3 separate regions of the Homo sapiens genome follow, and all the other regions are linked to region 2. The links are chromatin loops, found by intact Hi-C in ENCODE. Cell type or tissue: ascending aorta. All regions are shown on one strand. Each heading gives the region's core, and the rest is flanking DNA. Links, peaks and the distances in the headings are about the cores only.

The links. Peaks named below come from ENCODE experiments on the same cell type or tissue, not always from the same donor. Only the 100,000 strongest peaks of a DNase experiment are listed, where the experiment ranks them.
Region 1: it touches region 2 in a loop (2.0-fold over the local background); 1 of 110 quality-filtered maps calls a loop at or near these places.
Region 3: it touches region 2 in a loop (2.0-fold over the local background); 1 of 110 quality-filtered maps calls a loop at or near these places.

Annotation. Positions count from the first base shown.
Region 1 is chr12:24,535,844-24,541,316 of GRCh38, reverse strand. It overlaps a transcript of SOX5 not described here. Among named protein-coding and RNA genes, the nearest start is that of LINC00477, 46 kb to the left of the region's middle. In ascending aorta, for the core only: no CTCF peak of the experiment used is centred there; DNase peaks (open chromatin) are centred at 2,826 and 3,126; H3K4me3 peaks cover 2,006 bases; H3K27ac peaks cover 2,513 bases.
Region 2 is chr12:24,423,026-24,428,498 of GRCh38, reverse strand. It overlaps a transcript of SOX5 not described here. Among named protein-coding and RNA genes, the nearest start is that of LINC00477, 160 kb to the left of the region's middle. In ascending aorta, for the core only: no CTCF peak of the experiment used is centred there; a DNase peak (open chromatin) is centred at 2,738; H3K27ac peaks cover 1,353 bases.
Region 3 is chr12:24,484,716-24,490,188 of GRCh38, reverse strand. It overlaps a transcript of SOX5 not described here. Among named protein-coding and RNA genes, the nearest start is that of LINC00477, 97 kb to the left of the region's middle. In ascending aorta, for the core only: no CTCF peak of the experiment used is centred there; no DNase peak of the experiment used is centred there; H3K27ac peaks cover 1,323 bases.

The DNA of each region.
Region 1 (5,473 bases), core at 449-4,448, 110 kb before region 2:
GAAGTGCAATAATAAAGGAGCAGCTTTTGAAAGGTGCTCTCATCAGGATATTAGTAGTTTTCAAGGCTGTGCAGTAATAGCCCAGGCTATTTTGGAACTGTGCATACATTAGTGTTCTGGTGCAGCATGATACAATAATGTGTGAAAAAGTATAAGCTCGCACCTTGTTTAAATTTGCAGTTTTTGTGCATAATCCCACAGTGAGCTCTTGCCAGATTTTGACTGTTTATAGGAGAGAAAAGTTTATAGAAGCCTACAGACTGGGGCTTGTTGTAAATATCTGACAATGAAAATAGGGTTTTAAAAAATTGCATGCCATATTTTTTGAAAGATTAAAAGGGTTATGTTAAGTTTATATTATATATGATATTTTGCAATGCAACTTATGGTTAGTTTCACCCAATGGAAGCTTCAGAATACACATACATAGCCATCTACAGGAAAAATGTAGATTTGCTCTATTTAATATTTGCAGGGTATGATTGCAAAGTACAGAGTTTGATTTTTGAAAACAACGATTGCACTATAATTTATGCATTCATATTAATGTTGTTTTCAAAATTGTCACCCAGAGAAGCAAAACCCCTTTTCCAATGATGCCATTGTTCAAAACATTTTGGAAAAACTTCCTCTCTCGAAATTGTCTTTTGAATCATTTGCAAGCCTGACTAAAACATCCATCTCATTACTTTCTAATCGCATTTTATACCAAGATTCATCATCCTTTTTTAATTCACCAGAATTGGCTATAAATGTCTCTCTGAAATGATGAAAATGGCTAAAATTGACTTTCAAATTATGAAATTTGTCACCATTGAGGATATTTAGAAGTGTGTGTGCTTGCATATGTGTGCACAGACTTAGAAAACAGTTTCAGATGGAGAGAAAAATACTGTGAATAATGGCTGATCTTTAAGTGAGTAGTGTTCTAAGGTGACCATTAACATGGTAAAATACATTTGAACTTAGATGACAAGGTATGTTTGTTTAAAAAAGTCACATTACCTTGCATTAGTTTTTACAACGTATACAAAGAAAAATGCGAATATGTCTTTTGGAATGCAAGGCCAAATACCTTACATAATTAGCAGTATATTTTATTATTAAAACAAAGGATTAAGTAACTACAATGCTAATCCTATGTTGGCAGATTCTTCAGATAAGGTCCTTACGTGAGAACATCTCAGTATAATTTTATTTAAATACTGCCATTGACTGTCTGATCTGTAAGTATGTGTATTCATTAGCATCTTACATAATGCATATTAATTTTTATGTCATTTGAAGGCACTAGTTCATAGCACTTGGAATTTTCATTCCAGTTCACCTCTTCATATAAATAATTGACCCAGTTTTCAAAACTATAAGTAATTATTTTCTTAGCCATCAGTAAAGAACGCATATGGTTACATGTGCTTGAAATGTAACATAACTGGAAGGAATTCCAAATGTTTTCTTATTTTAAGAACTCTGCGGTCATTCAGTGTTTATGTGTTGAATGACTTATGAGTAAAATGAAAATGAAGTAGGACTAAATTAATATACGTATCCAGAAATTCACCATTTCCTCCCACTTTGAACATCTTTATTGTGTTCCTTCTTAAATATGTAGGAAATTAAGGAAATGTTTGCCAGAGAGACTTAGGTGAGTAGTTTTTCTTTTCTGAGTATAAGGAGAGCAAACAATTAAAAGATAATTTTACTGTGGTCAGTTTTTGTGACCCTGTACCATCTTTGTAATGTCTGCCTTCCAGCTTTAGTGCATTACAATAGGGATCAAATGTCTATATTTTAAGAATATCATTGGTAGCTTTTTGAAAGTTGATAGATTTAAGTGTAAACCAGTGTTTGAACATGAAGCTCTGGAACACACTTTTGTAACATCACCTTTTAATAAAGGTAGCTCAACAGTTGGAGACAATAATGACTTCTTGTTTAACATGATATGTGATTTATACAGACTAATTTGTGTTTATAGTAATTATTTTACCCTGGTTAACTACCTGTGTTAAAATTTCTTTGTTTTCTGGCTTCATACTACCCAGTTGTTTTTTTTCTTACTTGAATGCATGTATCCTTGACTTTTCTAAACATTTTTAAACACAGGGTTTATGTAGGACTTGTTCCAAACTAATAGGTACTTTGTTCTTTTTAAACACGTTGGTTTATATTAATGAAATTGGCTAATTTGTTTTTGTAAAGTTTTGTTTTCTTAAAGGGGGGATGAGTTTTGGGGGACTAAATCATACTGAACATGCACTATACCTTTAGTGTTTTGGTAAATTTATGTTACTTATTAATTGCCATGACTTTTTGACAACAAACGTCATATTTGAAATTCTACTGAAAGAAAGTATAACAGTGTGATATTGTTCATTTGTGATGTGATAATTGTTCATTAACAATATCTAAAATCTGTAATAGATTAGAAAACAAAATCCCAGCGTGTTTTTTCCCCATTGATAAAGATAGATTTAGAAAGACCATATTTTAAATATGTCATAGTACTGCTAACCGAAAGTTAAGAGTTTTAGTGTTGTAGGAGTTATGCTAGTAAGTAATGTTTATACAATTCTGATAAACATTTCCCCATGACTGAATTTTGAGTGGAAAACTTTGTTTCTTAAAAGGCTCTAAGTGGAAGAAAAAAATATTAGAGTCTGTCTTCTTATCGTGTAGTGTGTGTGTGTGTGTGTGTGTGTGTGTGTGTGTGTGTGTTTAGATCCAGCTTAATACCAAGTAATGCCAACATCTGGCAGAGAGATGGAGATCTGGGAATTTGTTGCTTGAAACCCTGGGACAAAGTGTTCTGATCTGACCGGCGAACATAGCTGTAGACTTGAACTGAAATCTTCAGGGGCAGAAACGTCTTAAGTGTCTGGAAAATTGGCCTGTTGAGTCACCGTGAAGGCACTAAAACAAAACTAATTTTAAGCAGGTCAAAGTTCAGTGATTCCCTCTGGAATTCAAACTTTTTTTTAAGAGTCTCATGTTTAAGTGAAAAGGGTCAAAGTTGATGCACTGTTACAATGTTTTGAATGCTTTCCCTTAAGAACAGCCACCCAAGCTGGGATTAGCATGAGGAACTGCAAGGCTGGCACTTCAGCGTCTGGGTTAAAAATATTTTAAAGCAGTAAATGCAGTCAGTACAGAGAGATCCCTGGGAGCCTTTCTATTCAAAAATGTGTGAGCTCAGGGCAGCGACTGCAATGTAATTTAGGGCAGTGTATGCTTCATAGCTTTGGAGAATATTGCTTCCCGTTAATGTTCCATCGGAGGATGGTAGGATAGTAGTAATTTTAGAAGGTGGTATTCCTGTTTGTCTTACATCGAAAACTTCAGAATAAATAAAAGGAAACATCAATCGAACAAGAAATGTAACTGTGGAAAAGTACCAATGAATCTAAATTTGAACTGAACAGATACAAAACCAGCATGGGTGTAGGAATATTTTTAAAGAGGAAGCTATGGCAAAAGCAACTTCCCAGGGGATGGACTGAGCAGGTATGTACAGTGTGGACAAATAGTCTGCAGAAACTTTCGAGAAAATGCCTTGTCAACAGGGAGGTGCTTTAACTGTGACTAGATGAAATGGCGTTGAGTATTTGAATGGAGGAATTATCTTAGAACATGGAAACATAAGAGATTTATTCTCAGTAGCTGGCATTCAGATGATAGCTAGATAACCTAAGCAAACCAAGTCATTAGCTAATCACAATTCCTTGAATGAGACTGCATTGGGAAAATCTGCTGGCCTGACCCTGAGGTGTGTGGTTCCAGGACTTCTGATGTTAAAATGTTATATACTGCAGTTGACGGGATTCAACAGGCATTTCCTCAGTCTGAAGATTATGTTGCTGAGCAGAATGAGAACTAAACAAGATTCTTAGACATTAAAAAGAACCTATCATTTTATGAGTTGTGTCTAGGAAATGCAAGAGGAACACTGACTCTGCCTTCAAATTTTAGATACTCAGCTAAAAACTCTAGGCAGCTATGAAATTTGGCTAGGATCCAGAGTCTGCTAAACCCCCTGTAAAACTTTGGTTGTTCTTATCAGCTGTTTTATTTTTCCATGTTACCAGTTGCAGAATAATTCTGTTACTTTTCATCATCAACCTATGATACTCACTTTGAAGAAGCTTTAATTATTTAGTTATTTATTCAATAAAGAGCAGTTATTCCAATTTGAGGAATTACATTTTGCATTGTGTTTACTGTGTCTCCAGAGATATGAATTCAGTCATGTCTATTTATTTTAATGAGATAAGCCAGGAGCACGTGATAATATTTTTACCAAAACAGAGTAAAAATGCACACGGAAGAATGAAAAGCTAATATTATTGTGTGGCATGATGACTGTCTCTTCTACAGTTTTGAATCAGAAAGGAACCCGAGTTGTGCTGAATGACGAGAAGATGACATGCATATTCTGCATGTTTTTTTCCCTAATATAGGTGGATAGAAAGTTGCCTTTGATTTGAATCCTTGAATTCAGCTGTGTTTATAAATAACATTACGAATGCTGCTTATTTTAATGTAGTGATGAAGAATATGGGAGAATCACAGATTACAAAGCTTAAATTAGAAAAAGTAAAAATGACAAAGGTTTTCAAGAACTGGTGCTAGGATTGTAATGCAGGAGTACTTTTAGGGTGAGCTCTGAGACTTTTCTGAATCTTAATTAGGGCCAGAAGTTTAACTTTTTGAGCAGGGATTTTCAAAAGTAAAATTTATTTACTATCTAAACTGTATGAAAAAATAGAAGCATCAGCATATTCCATACTGGAATTCATTATTTTAATAGGACTCGTTGACAGTTTGATCGCAAATGACCTCTTTAAAAAAAAATGTGTGTTGCTCTGAACTTTTGCCCCTCAAAACCCTACAAGTCTTTGCAAGGAGCGCTTTTGAAGGGAAGGGTCTTAAATCGGTCTGATAGTAAAATGCCTTGATCCCGACATCTCTCTCTAGGTGCTGTCAGCTGTTAAACTTGTGCTAGCACACTGCTGGTTCCCCATGCTGTGCTGATCCTTTTGTTTAACTGGCATTTCTCTTAGCTTTCCCACTTAAACTAGCTTTCAGAATCCTATAGGTCAACTAGACAGTTTGCCTTATTGCAAGCTCACCTGAAACATCTTTTGAGGTAGGGCCTATGATTTCATGACAAATAGTCACCTCAGTGGGGAGCTACGGAGCTCACCTCTATCTTCCAAGGGTTAACAGTAACCTATAATAATAATTTGGTGACACAAAATGCTTCTTTTTGTGCATTACCTATTTCCAGAGGCCTAATTTAGGTTTGAATCAAAATGGATATCACAAACAGTACAGCTTCCTGCTGAGAAGCAAAGTGCTACTGAGAGACTTTCTGTGATTCTTTTGGTGGCATCTGGGAGGGGGTGAAGGAACACAGGGTGGTGGGGCGGGGGAAGCAATTGTCAGCCGCTTATAGTGGAGCTGGGACCAGCCG
Region 2 (5,473 bases), core at 520-4,519:
CATCTGGCCAAATTAGCTTTTTAAAAGAAAAATGTAAATGGCCTTTTAATTTTTTCCAAGTCTAGTTGATCTTTGCTATGAAAGGACTGTTCTCTTTTCCTGTCCTGTCTAGTTGGCACATTGAATTTAAAAATGGACTTGAAGCTTGGTGAAACAGAAGAGGTAGAGTCTGGAAATTTGAAGAGAAGAGCAATTGAAAGAGTGCACATTTTCCCAAGTCGTTCAGACTGGCCAGCAAGGTCATTTCTGTATGTTCTTACTGTAAACTCAGGTTTTTTTTTTTTTTGGTTTTTGGGTTTGTTTTACCTCTTCTTTTAACGATCTTCAGTGAAGTTAACAGTGAATTTGTGTTAAGATGTAGAATATGGAGACTTACAATAAATAATTAGCACGGTCACAGCTTTTTCACCTTAAAAAAGCTGAAAGATGAATTTTAACTTTCTCAAAAAAAATCTGGAATGCAGTATAGTATTTGGGAGGTTTGTCAGCACACACCTCTGCTGTTTGTTTTTCAGTCTAGGCTCAAAATCTCTACAGTCAGCAACAAAAGCCCTGAAAAATCAATATTTAGGTTCTTAGACTTCTGAATGGGGGTATAAGGGCAGGGTTTTCTACCTTTTTAATTTGCCCCCTGATGTTTTCTAGCTTCCTTGCCCTAGCTTTTCTTGAGATGGGGAAAGGAGGAAAGTTTTATCAAGCGCTGGTAGATATTTCCACCGTCGTGGATTTCTGCCTGTTAGTCTTTTACTGTTACACACATTCACACCTCATATATTTTGCTCTAAAAGCAGAACATCTGAGATGATTCTGTAGTTGAAAAAGATCTCAAAGAGATGGAAGATGGATTTAATGTTGCCATTTTTAGATAATGCTGTAAATAGAATGGCAGCTGTCCTCAGATGCATAGCCGATATATACTACATATGCTGAATAGAAACAGATAAAAGATTGCACTCAATTAATCCTGAAGAAAAGTAGCATTTTAGCCATGGATTCAGCCATCTAATTTTTAGCTACAGTGCATTTATTCTATCTCCCATGTGATATAATCCCATGCTTTGAAGGTGACTCAAGAAGAGAAAAATTTGCTATTATCCTCAACTAGGTTTAAAGAAACTTGCAATATTTTAGTTATTTACACTTCCACCCCGTTAAATAAGTGATTTAAACCAACAGTTCTGGGACACTTACTGTCTGTGAGGTACTCTTCTTGGTGCTGTAGGGGGAATAAGACATCTTTCAAAGAACTGTTTCTTATATAGAAAAGGCATAAGCAGAAACTTTTCATGCCAGATAGAATGTGATCATTGCTCTAACTAAGGTTTGACAAGTATCTATAGTTCAATAATGGTTGAATATTTATAAAACACCTGTTTCAGGTATATCGCTAATAGGTACTGTGGATATTAAGATGAATTGAACCCATTCCACAAGGAGACTTCCTCAAGTGAGACGGCATGTAAACAAATAATTGCATTTAAAAACAATAAATAGTTTAAAAGTTCAGGAATAGCAGAGAGAGGGCAGATTCACTCTACTGGAAGGTGCTTGGGTAGTAGGGCAGACTTCATTGAAGAGTGATGAGTGATCAAGACTTTTAGGCATGAATCAAAGTTTACTAGATAAATAATGAGGGGTAAAGACGAGGGAAAAAGACAAGGGCTTTCCAGAGAGAGGGAAGTAATATGCCCATAGAGAAGATTCCCCGAGACTTAGTAGTGTACTGCAACTCTAACTTGTTTGCAGTCACCCTTGTCCTGGACGCTTTCTGTGTACTATGGGGCAGTACGCTGGAGTATTCAGCGAAGACTAAGATATGAAATTCTGGAAGAAAAGCAAAGTAAATTGTATCTGTAAACTTTGTTTTTATGACAGCAACTTCCATGCTTTCTCTTTAAGACAGACCTGCCTTTGAATCCTAACTTACAATTTCTAAATTTCTCAGACCTCACCTTCAATGATAAATGTGAGTTCTGATATTTAATATAAAACAGTACATTGTCTGATACTTAGTGTATAATTATGACTTTTTAAAATCATACTTTAAGTTCTAGGGTGCATGTGCACAACGTGCAGGTTTGGTACATAGGTATACATACATGTGCCATGTTGGTTTGCTGCACCCATCAACTTGTCATTTACATTAGGTATTTCTCCTAATGCTATCCCTCCCCCAGGTCCCCACCCCCCGACAGGCCCCAATGTGTGATGTTCCCCGCCTTGTGTTCTCATTGTTCAATTCCCACCTATGAGTGAGAATATGCAGTGTTTTTTTTGTTTGTTTGTTTGTTTGTTTTTGAGACAAGAGTCTTGCTCTATCCCCCAGGCTGGAGTGCAGTGGCACAATCTCGGCTCACTGCAACCTCTGCCTCCTGACCTCAAGTGATCCACCCGCCTTGGCCTCCCAAAGTGCTGGGATTACAGGCACGAGCCACTGTGCCTTGTCTATAATGATGACTTTAATTATTGCTCTTTTGTTTTTTTCGGTTGACCATTCCTTGGTAGTGTTTCTCACTGAGGGCTAAACATATGACCGCACTCAATCAATGGAGCACAGCTGCCATTCTTTTCATGAGGTCTGGGATTTAGGTGATGTGGATGAGGAAATTGAAAGAACTCTTCAGTAAATGTTTGGAGACCTGAATTCTAATTCTGCCTGGTGATCTTGACTCACAGTGTGCCCTGTGAGTTTATTTTTCTCTGTAAGAAGAGGTTTGGACCAAATGTCTGACTCATGTACTTGTTGCTATGCATAGTTTCTGAGGAACAGCCCGGTGACTTGAAAGACATAAACCACCCAACTTAATTCCAGTAAAAGCCTTACTAAATCAGAAATGTTCTTTTACATTTTCTATTTGGGGGAAAATTGTCTACAGCAACTAAACTCATTTTAAAGAATGGTGGTTTCCCGATTGTTGTAAAAAAATTACAAAGTGCAGTCAGTACCCCCCAAAATTCATTAAACATGTAAACAAGTAATGTTATGCCAGCTTTGCAATCTCTTCCAAAGATCAGGCCTGGGAAGAGTGAAGTGTGGTTTTGATGGTTTGGGTATGCAGTGGTGAGCTTGTAGTCAGGTGGGCTCTTAGGAGCATCTGATGCCTGTCGAAGTTTCTTAGGTCATTTAGAAAATGCCAATGAATTGTGCTGGTGATTCGATGAAATCCTGAGAAAACTTAGTTGTGTGTTGAGTAAGAAGCATAGGGTCCTTTTCTACAGATTAATTGTTATACCTATGATTAATGAGTGTTCATTCATAAAGTATAGAGAGATAACATCACGAAGAAGACATAGTCCCTAGGGCCACAGTTAAGGAGTGTTAGCCCCAGATTCCAAACCACAGCCCTTTGATGTTGTTTCCTCCCATGACAAAGTCTAACTGCTGTTTTCACTCTACATTAATTCTGATATCATTTTGAAGTAATAGCATGTATGGCTCTGTAGTCTCTTAATGTAGGCAGTTCTGTCTCTCTCCCCCCTATTTCATTGCTTTGTTTCCACCGTTAATCTGGTAACCAGCCACTTATCGTACTGATTATCTTGTAATTGAAACTGTAAAAGCCTATGGCAGGTAAACCTATGGCAGGCAGATGGTCTCCCCAGTATGTCAGCTGTCTCAGAAGGATTTTTTTGTATGTGTGTGTGTATTACAATGTGGTCTAGGGGGAAAAACAGCCATCCCCCCCCCCCAAAAAAAAAACTCACAAAGAAAAGAGCCCAGATCATACAATTTGAAATTTAACAGAATGTATTTGCTAACACTTTCAGAGTTGCCTTAAGATCAAAATTCATTATGGAAGCATCTTTTGTGGAGCATGAAGTGACAGAAAAGGAGGGGAAACTATAGTGTTGGGAAGAGTGCAGAGGTCGTTACAACAGATTTTTAGCAGTCCTGTGTGTGAGTTTAATCTTTTGGTGAACTTACTAGTAACTTGGGGGGTGGGGGGAAGACAAGTGCCCCCAAGCTGTTGGTTGCTTTTGCTTGTTCTCATAGCAGCCTGCGGGGGAAAAGTGCTTGTTTAAACACTAGTATATGCCATAAAAACTAACAATTATGGCAAGGTTTTCAAAAAAGAAAATTACATTAAAGATGAATGAGGGTATATTGAATAATTATGTTTTAAGGTGTGTAACATTAAAAGATATTGAATAAAATATCGACTGTTTTGTGGAAATAGCAATAATGAGATTCCTGTCACCTAATCTTACGATAATTGGGTTATTACTATGCAAATGAAGGTATTACTTTTAAAAAACTCAGGAAGCTAGACAGATCCTTCAGGCAGTCCTTTATCTATTCTTAAAGCTGTGCCGTCAATTCTCAGACTGAAGATCCTTTTCTAAACAATTTGGAGATGCTCATTTTGCTATTTGCCCCTGAAATTCCACTGTAATATTTTTCAGCTGCCACAGGTAGCAGATCAGTGGTTGGTGATTTTATATTCTTTGAGTTTTATGTGGAACCCAAAGGAATAATTAAATTGTGTGATTATTGCCCACTGTCATTTTTATTTAAAAAAATGAAATGGAGTGAATTTTCCTGCCAAAGATGCATGCTGGGGCCCTTATCTCCTCGTTCCATGCAGCTCTGTCATTGCTGCGCAGTGTCCAGTGGTGCCTATGCATCTCAAAGCCAACAGGTCATTTTGGGCTAGCAGACCTCCTAGGACACCTCTGTGACTGCGGAAGTGATTCCATTTGTCCTCAGTCATACTCAGATCAATAGCCCGTACATTGCAGTCACCACCATGCCCCTTGAGGCTCCTGTGGCACCCATCAGATGAATAGAAATATTTGGGACAATTGCCATTTTAGTTCATGACCCAGGTAAATACCTGTGTGTTCAGCCAGCAATGGCATTTTAAACTGTTGACTGCTGAGGCTTTGGGTAAAAGACGATTATATTTCCTGGGAATATTGTGTGATTTCTACATACTTTGTTATATGAAATGCTCCGTGTAGAAGGAATGATATAGATGTAAAAATTCTCTAGTATTCCTACATATAGAAAGCATGAAAACCCGTCTTTGAGCCTCATTGAAATCTCACAATGGACGTTTTATAGTTTTAATACTCTTTGATAGTGTATAGTAGATTAATCATAGAAAGTAGATTTGAGGAAATCACAAAAGACAAATTTCATTTACTAAGTACTTTTGGTTCCAAGGATTAAGAGGTCAAGAAAATATAAGCCTTATCAGTTTATTTCAGAATCAATTGAGACTTGAGACTTTATAAATGTCACCAACAACTGCTCTTTACCTTATGTCCTTCCACAGTTCTTAAGGGAGAGCTGGGCTCAGTGAGGTGATTGCACAGTACATTTATGCCTTTCTCTGTTTAGTAGGGAAGTCTTAGAATATACTTCTATTTATAGGAGTGCAGATTTCTTCTGATATTAGCCATAATTTACCAAATATAGATAACATTTTCAAACAATTCACAATCCTGAAAATATTCTTTTTTGTTTGGT
Region 3 (5,473 bases), core at 449-4,448, 62 kb before region 2:
GAAAGCTGAGTTATAGAACAAATGGTCTCTCCTCTCTTCATTGCAGCATCTGTTCTGTGTCATTGTTTTATCACCCAAATGTGGCAAAGCAGTGCGCTGAATGTATGAAGTCTGCCATCCACTGCAGTAAGACTTGTGAACCCAAGAGAGGTTTGCTGTGAGGGCTTCTACGCTGATTTTGCCTTCTGTATCTGTGGGCAGTAGTGAGTGAACTAGAAAGTAGGTGTCTTTAAACACCACATTAAAAGTTAGACAATGTTTTGGGTGCAGTTCTGGACTACGTTTCTCAGGCAGGAATCCCAACGTGTAGTTAGCAAAGCCTGAGAGAAAAGTCAGCCCCAGCTGATGTGGAAGAGAAAGTTAAAGCATACACCCCTTTGTAGCCATCAGAGCCTTGTTTGCTGATAAGGGATGTGCTGCTGCCCTGCCTTGGGATGGCAGGAATATGGCCAACTTGCCACCTGAAAACGGGTATGTGTTAAGGGGATAGATGTAACTGAAGATGGCAACTTTTCCACTGCTCAACAATTCTTTTTATTAAGTGATCTGGGGCAAGAATTCCTAAAGTTCCTGGCTATTTGGAAGCATGAAGATTTTTGTCAAGTGAAATCGCCATCAACCTTAATTGTAGGCCTTATCTCCTTCTCTCTTTATTCTTCTTTCTTCAGATCCTTACTCTTCTGAAGAAGGCATGCTCTCTCTGGGCCTTGGGTTTCTTCCAGGCACAGCTGTGGGATAACTGAACAGCCTCCCGCAAGTCCACTTAGACCCCCAGGGAAAGGAAGCAAGCTCCCACTCCCAAACAGATTTCACCACGTGCCTCTCTCTCCCACACTCTCCCTCTCATTTGGCAAATGTAGGCTTGGAAACTTGCCCCCTCTTCAGTCCAATATTTGACTCTGATACCTGGCTCTGATAGTTGAACAAGTATACTGAAATCTACATGAAGCAAATGATTCCAATTTCTCCATCAGAGTCATTTAGGAAAAGAGAGTTGAAGTAACTGAAAATCTGAGTGCAAACATCACTGCTTGCCTCTTTAAGAGATTTGGACGTGTGTGTTGGCATAAAAAGGTCACTTTAGGCCTGAGGGGTTTCACATTGGTCCCGTAAGTTAGACCTTCAATGCAAACTATTTTCAACCCTTGCCATGAAGAACAAATGACCTTTAGTTGCTTGCCTAGAAGACAAATGGTGCATTAGCACAATAAATATAGTTTTCTGGGACATCATTCCATCCGTCTTTAACTTTCTATTACAATATTTTAAAAATATAGAATCCTTGAAATCTCTAAGGTATTAAAATTAACTTGTGATGCTTTGTGGATGCCGTGTAGATTTAGGATAATTCTGCTTAATGGAAATCACCTAACATCACCTTCATGCTTCAGAAGACAATCTGGCTTTGATTATCTAGACTGGATGGTTTTAAGAGTCTGGGTAAGAGTGGGGTTGGGGTTTCAGGAGGATTTTAAAATACTTACACTTATTACTTAGGACAAAATAAAAGATTAGATATTGAACATCTTCAAAATTAAATGTGAAAATTTCTAGTCAGATCCAGCTACTGCAGATTGAGTAATATTTTGTAGATTTTTTTTCTGAGACAGGATCTCACTCTGTCATGCAGGCTAGAGTGCAGTGGTGCCATCATAGTTCACTGTAGCCTTGAACTCCTGGGTTTGAGCAATCTCTCTGGCCTCAGCCCCTCAAGTAGCTGGGACTACAGGCACACACCACCACACCCAGCTAATTTATTTTTTTGGAGAGACAGGGTCTTGTTATGTTGCCCAGGCTGATCTTGAATCCCGGCCTCAAGCAATCCTCCTGCCTTGGCCTCTCAAAGCGCTGGGATTACAGGGGTGAGTTACCACACCCTGCTTTGTAGATCTTTTTGCAACATGTTGATCAGACATGCATTGTATCTGGGAACCTGGCAACTCATGGTAACAAATAAATAATAGGACATGGCCTATAGTATAAAGAGTTGAATAATTTTTTTTAACCTTAAGTAAAAGCAAACATTTTAAGTCACACTTGAATAGATCCATGATGATTCATTCAACTGTCAGCATTTTTTTCTCTTTTTAAAAGCCCACATCTTTTGACAGTTTAACAAATGAAAAACTGTTTTAATTTTGCTCCAGGGAAATAATAGTCATATAGTTTTCCTCTACTGTGTTTCAGTTGGGTGATAAAGGTGTTCCCCAATCCTGCTACGGAAGAGAGATGAGAACTCTACCCTTATCTTCTGTTCCTTGGGTTTGAAACGTACTGAATCCTTGCGTTGTCTGAACTCTAAAATTCTATTGAAAGTTTTTGTCTTTGGGGAAAAAAAAAAGAGGACACTGGGTACTATGAACCTGATGGTAGAGGCACTTACTCATCTTCTGGCAGCTGGGTCTTTAGTAAAACAGGCAGAAGTTGTGGTGATGACAACCTCTTTGAATGAGCTCCACAGTTCAATATTCACTGTCTTTTCTTGGGAGAAATATCTCCAAAAGTTGAATGTCAGCTAAATAGAGGTAATTTTTGTTGCTCTGGAATAGCTCTGTCTTAAATGGAGTCTTAAGGGGGATTTTAACTTGCATATTTTTAAAATGAAGAAATGAGCTATTTAACATATTCAAATAATATTAGGGAAAAATTTTGTCCTCTTGCAAATCCAGCCTCCTCATGCCTGTCAATGAATATCCATAAAATATCCTGTTGAGCCAGTCTCTCCTGTATACAGTCCCCTTATGATATTTACCTTTTGGTTTTTATAAAAGAAGCATTGATGATATTTAGAAAATATAATGTAGTTTAGTTTGGAAAACTTATAAAGAAACATTTTCCTAAGCTTTTAAATTTAACTTTTGTTGTCAGATAAATGAAATGAGACATAAATCTATTGGTTCTAATTCTGGATTATTTGGAAATCTACAGTGTTTTCAAAGACTAATTCACAGATATAGTGGGGTGCAGGGAGCTAGGATGTTCAGTGAAAAGCTTTATATTAACTTCTTTGATCAAATTTTCATTTTAGCATATCAGAAGTTTAAATATTCTTTAGAATTATTTAACATTAGAGACAGAGAACACTGGCTCCGTGGATTGATATAATAGTGAAAACTTCTAGTGTCTTGCTAGAAGGCTGTGTCCCTGACCATAATATATAACTCACTCTCCCCATGAGCTGGTAGAATGAGCACGTTTGAAGACCCTACCAGCCTGGAATAAATGAGCAGTGTGTTGTTTACCAGTATCAGGGTGCAAATTCATCTCAGCTGGGGGGAGTTGCTACTGGGATCAACATCAAGTCTACACACATGGAGATGTTGAAGAAGTGATTTCCTCATATTACAAGGGAAAGAAAGAGTTTAATGGTTTTAAGGGACTCAGTACATGTTAACATTGTGGTGTTGGTAACATTGCTTAGGCTGTGCCTGAAACTAGAATGATGTTGGGTCACATTAACAGAAGTTGAACATCTAGAAAAAGAGCTATATTGCTGATGTGGGCCTGAAACTACTCTGTTACATTCTATGAGTCTTATTTTTAACTAGCTTTAAGTCATAGCTTTAAAGGATTATAGGGGATAATGACCAGAATGATGAGGGGGCTTGAGAAAGATCGAGAAGAGAGGCCAGAGGGGACAAGGTACCTCCCAAATGGGAAAGAGTTGTGGACATAAGTGTACCTAGATTTCTTTCTTATGCAGTTTTTAGAGGGAGTCAGGTATAGTGGGCTCAGTCAAAGGAAGAGTCTCCCATTGTAACTGCTTCAGATTGGAGTTGGCTTTAATCAGAAAGAGTGCCCTTCCTGGACGTACTCCACACAGGCAAATTTAATTACTTGGTGGGATGGTAGAGAAGAAACTCACACTTCGGGTAGTGGCTGGACCAGGTTACTTGTAAGTCTTCAGGTTTTGAGATCCTTGAGTTTCACATTATCTACTGAAGGCATAGGGGGCCAGGTGCAGTGGCTTATGTCTATAATCCCAGCACTTTGGGAAGCCAAGGTGGGAGGATCGCTTAAGGCCAGGAGTTCGAGACTGGCCTGGGCAACGCAGAAAGACCCTGTCTCTACAAAAAAAATTAAAAATTAGTGCCTGTAGTTCCAGTTACTTGGAAGACTGAGGTGGGAGGATGGCTTGGGCCTAGGAGATTGAGGCTGCAGTGAACTATGATGGAACCACTGCATTCCAGCCTGGGCAACAGATACCCTGTCTCAACAGCAGCAGCAGCAACAACAACAACAACAGAAAGGTATATGGATTGGCAGTTTATCTTTTATATATGTTGCATCTCAAAACATTTATAAAAATTGAAAAGGCCTACAGGGAAAAAAATATTGGCAGGAGGCATGTACTGAATATGTGTAAAATGTGGCTGCTTGAAAGACCCACATGTTTTTGTCAGATGGAAAAAGGAAGACAAGCATTTTAGGGTTGAGGGGAGGGATGATAAAAACATTTTTAATCATATTATAGGCCTTACTGTGGAAAAGTACATAATAGTAATAGTTACCAATTATTGATAACTATTAGATACCAGACATTTATTTCTAGGTGCTCTTTAGATACATTTTTTTTTCCTAGTCATCACAACAAATGGGAAGGGTACTTGTTATTGTAAGCATTTTACAGATAAAAGAAAACCAGTTACAGAGTAGTTGCCACGCAGAAAGCCAAAGGCAGAGAAACTGCGAATTGGAGCCTTTCTGGTCGAGTCATTTTCCCGTACATCACTAAAATGTTTTTTAACTCTTGAACAATTCGTTTTTCACAATTTGTTTGGACAATTCTGTGCTTTTAATGCCAGTTCTAAGCTACTCATATCCTAATCTGAAATACTGGTAAAGTTATTTTTAATAGCTTCCAAGATAGAAGTTTGATTATCAAGGCTAGAAAAATCTTGCAATTATTTATATAAGTTGAAGCTGAGAATCCTCCAAATGTTATTTTAATCATCTGGCCTATGTTTTCATTATTATTTGTTGGGATGCGGTATTCACATTTTACCGGCTTTGTTCTGCTGTGATATATTCTTAGTGTTCTGTTGAATAACTTGTGTTTCCTTCTTCTATTTTGCTTGAGCCCATCTCCACTTTTCTGTGCAGACCATTTTCCTAATACCTAAATACTCTTATTCCTTTCTCCATCTGTCCGAACCTTGTAAATCCTCCCTTAAATTCCAACTCCTGGATCAACTTTTTATCTTTCTAGCCCTCAGAGTTTCTGACCGCTCTGAATACAAAAGTATTTATTTTCCATGTGTTTTTAAAAATGATCTCTAGTAAAGGGTTTTACATTATTTAATTTTATCATTTACTTATGTTTTATTTCTACCTCCAGATTTAAACTTTTTGGATTCAACTTTATGCAAAACAGGGGTTGAGAAGAATATAAGTTAATTAACGCTATCATAATTTGATGGAAAAAGGTCCTGAGTGTTCACTGGAAAGTGATTTCAGAAATGTTTTTGACACG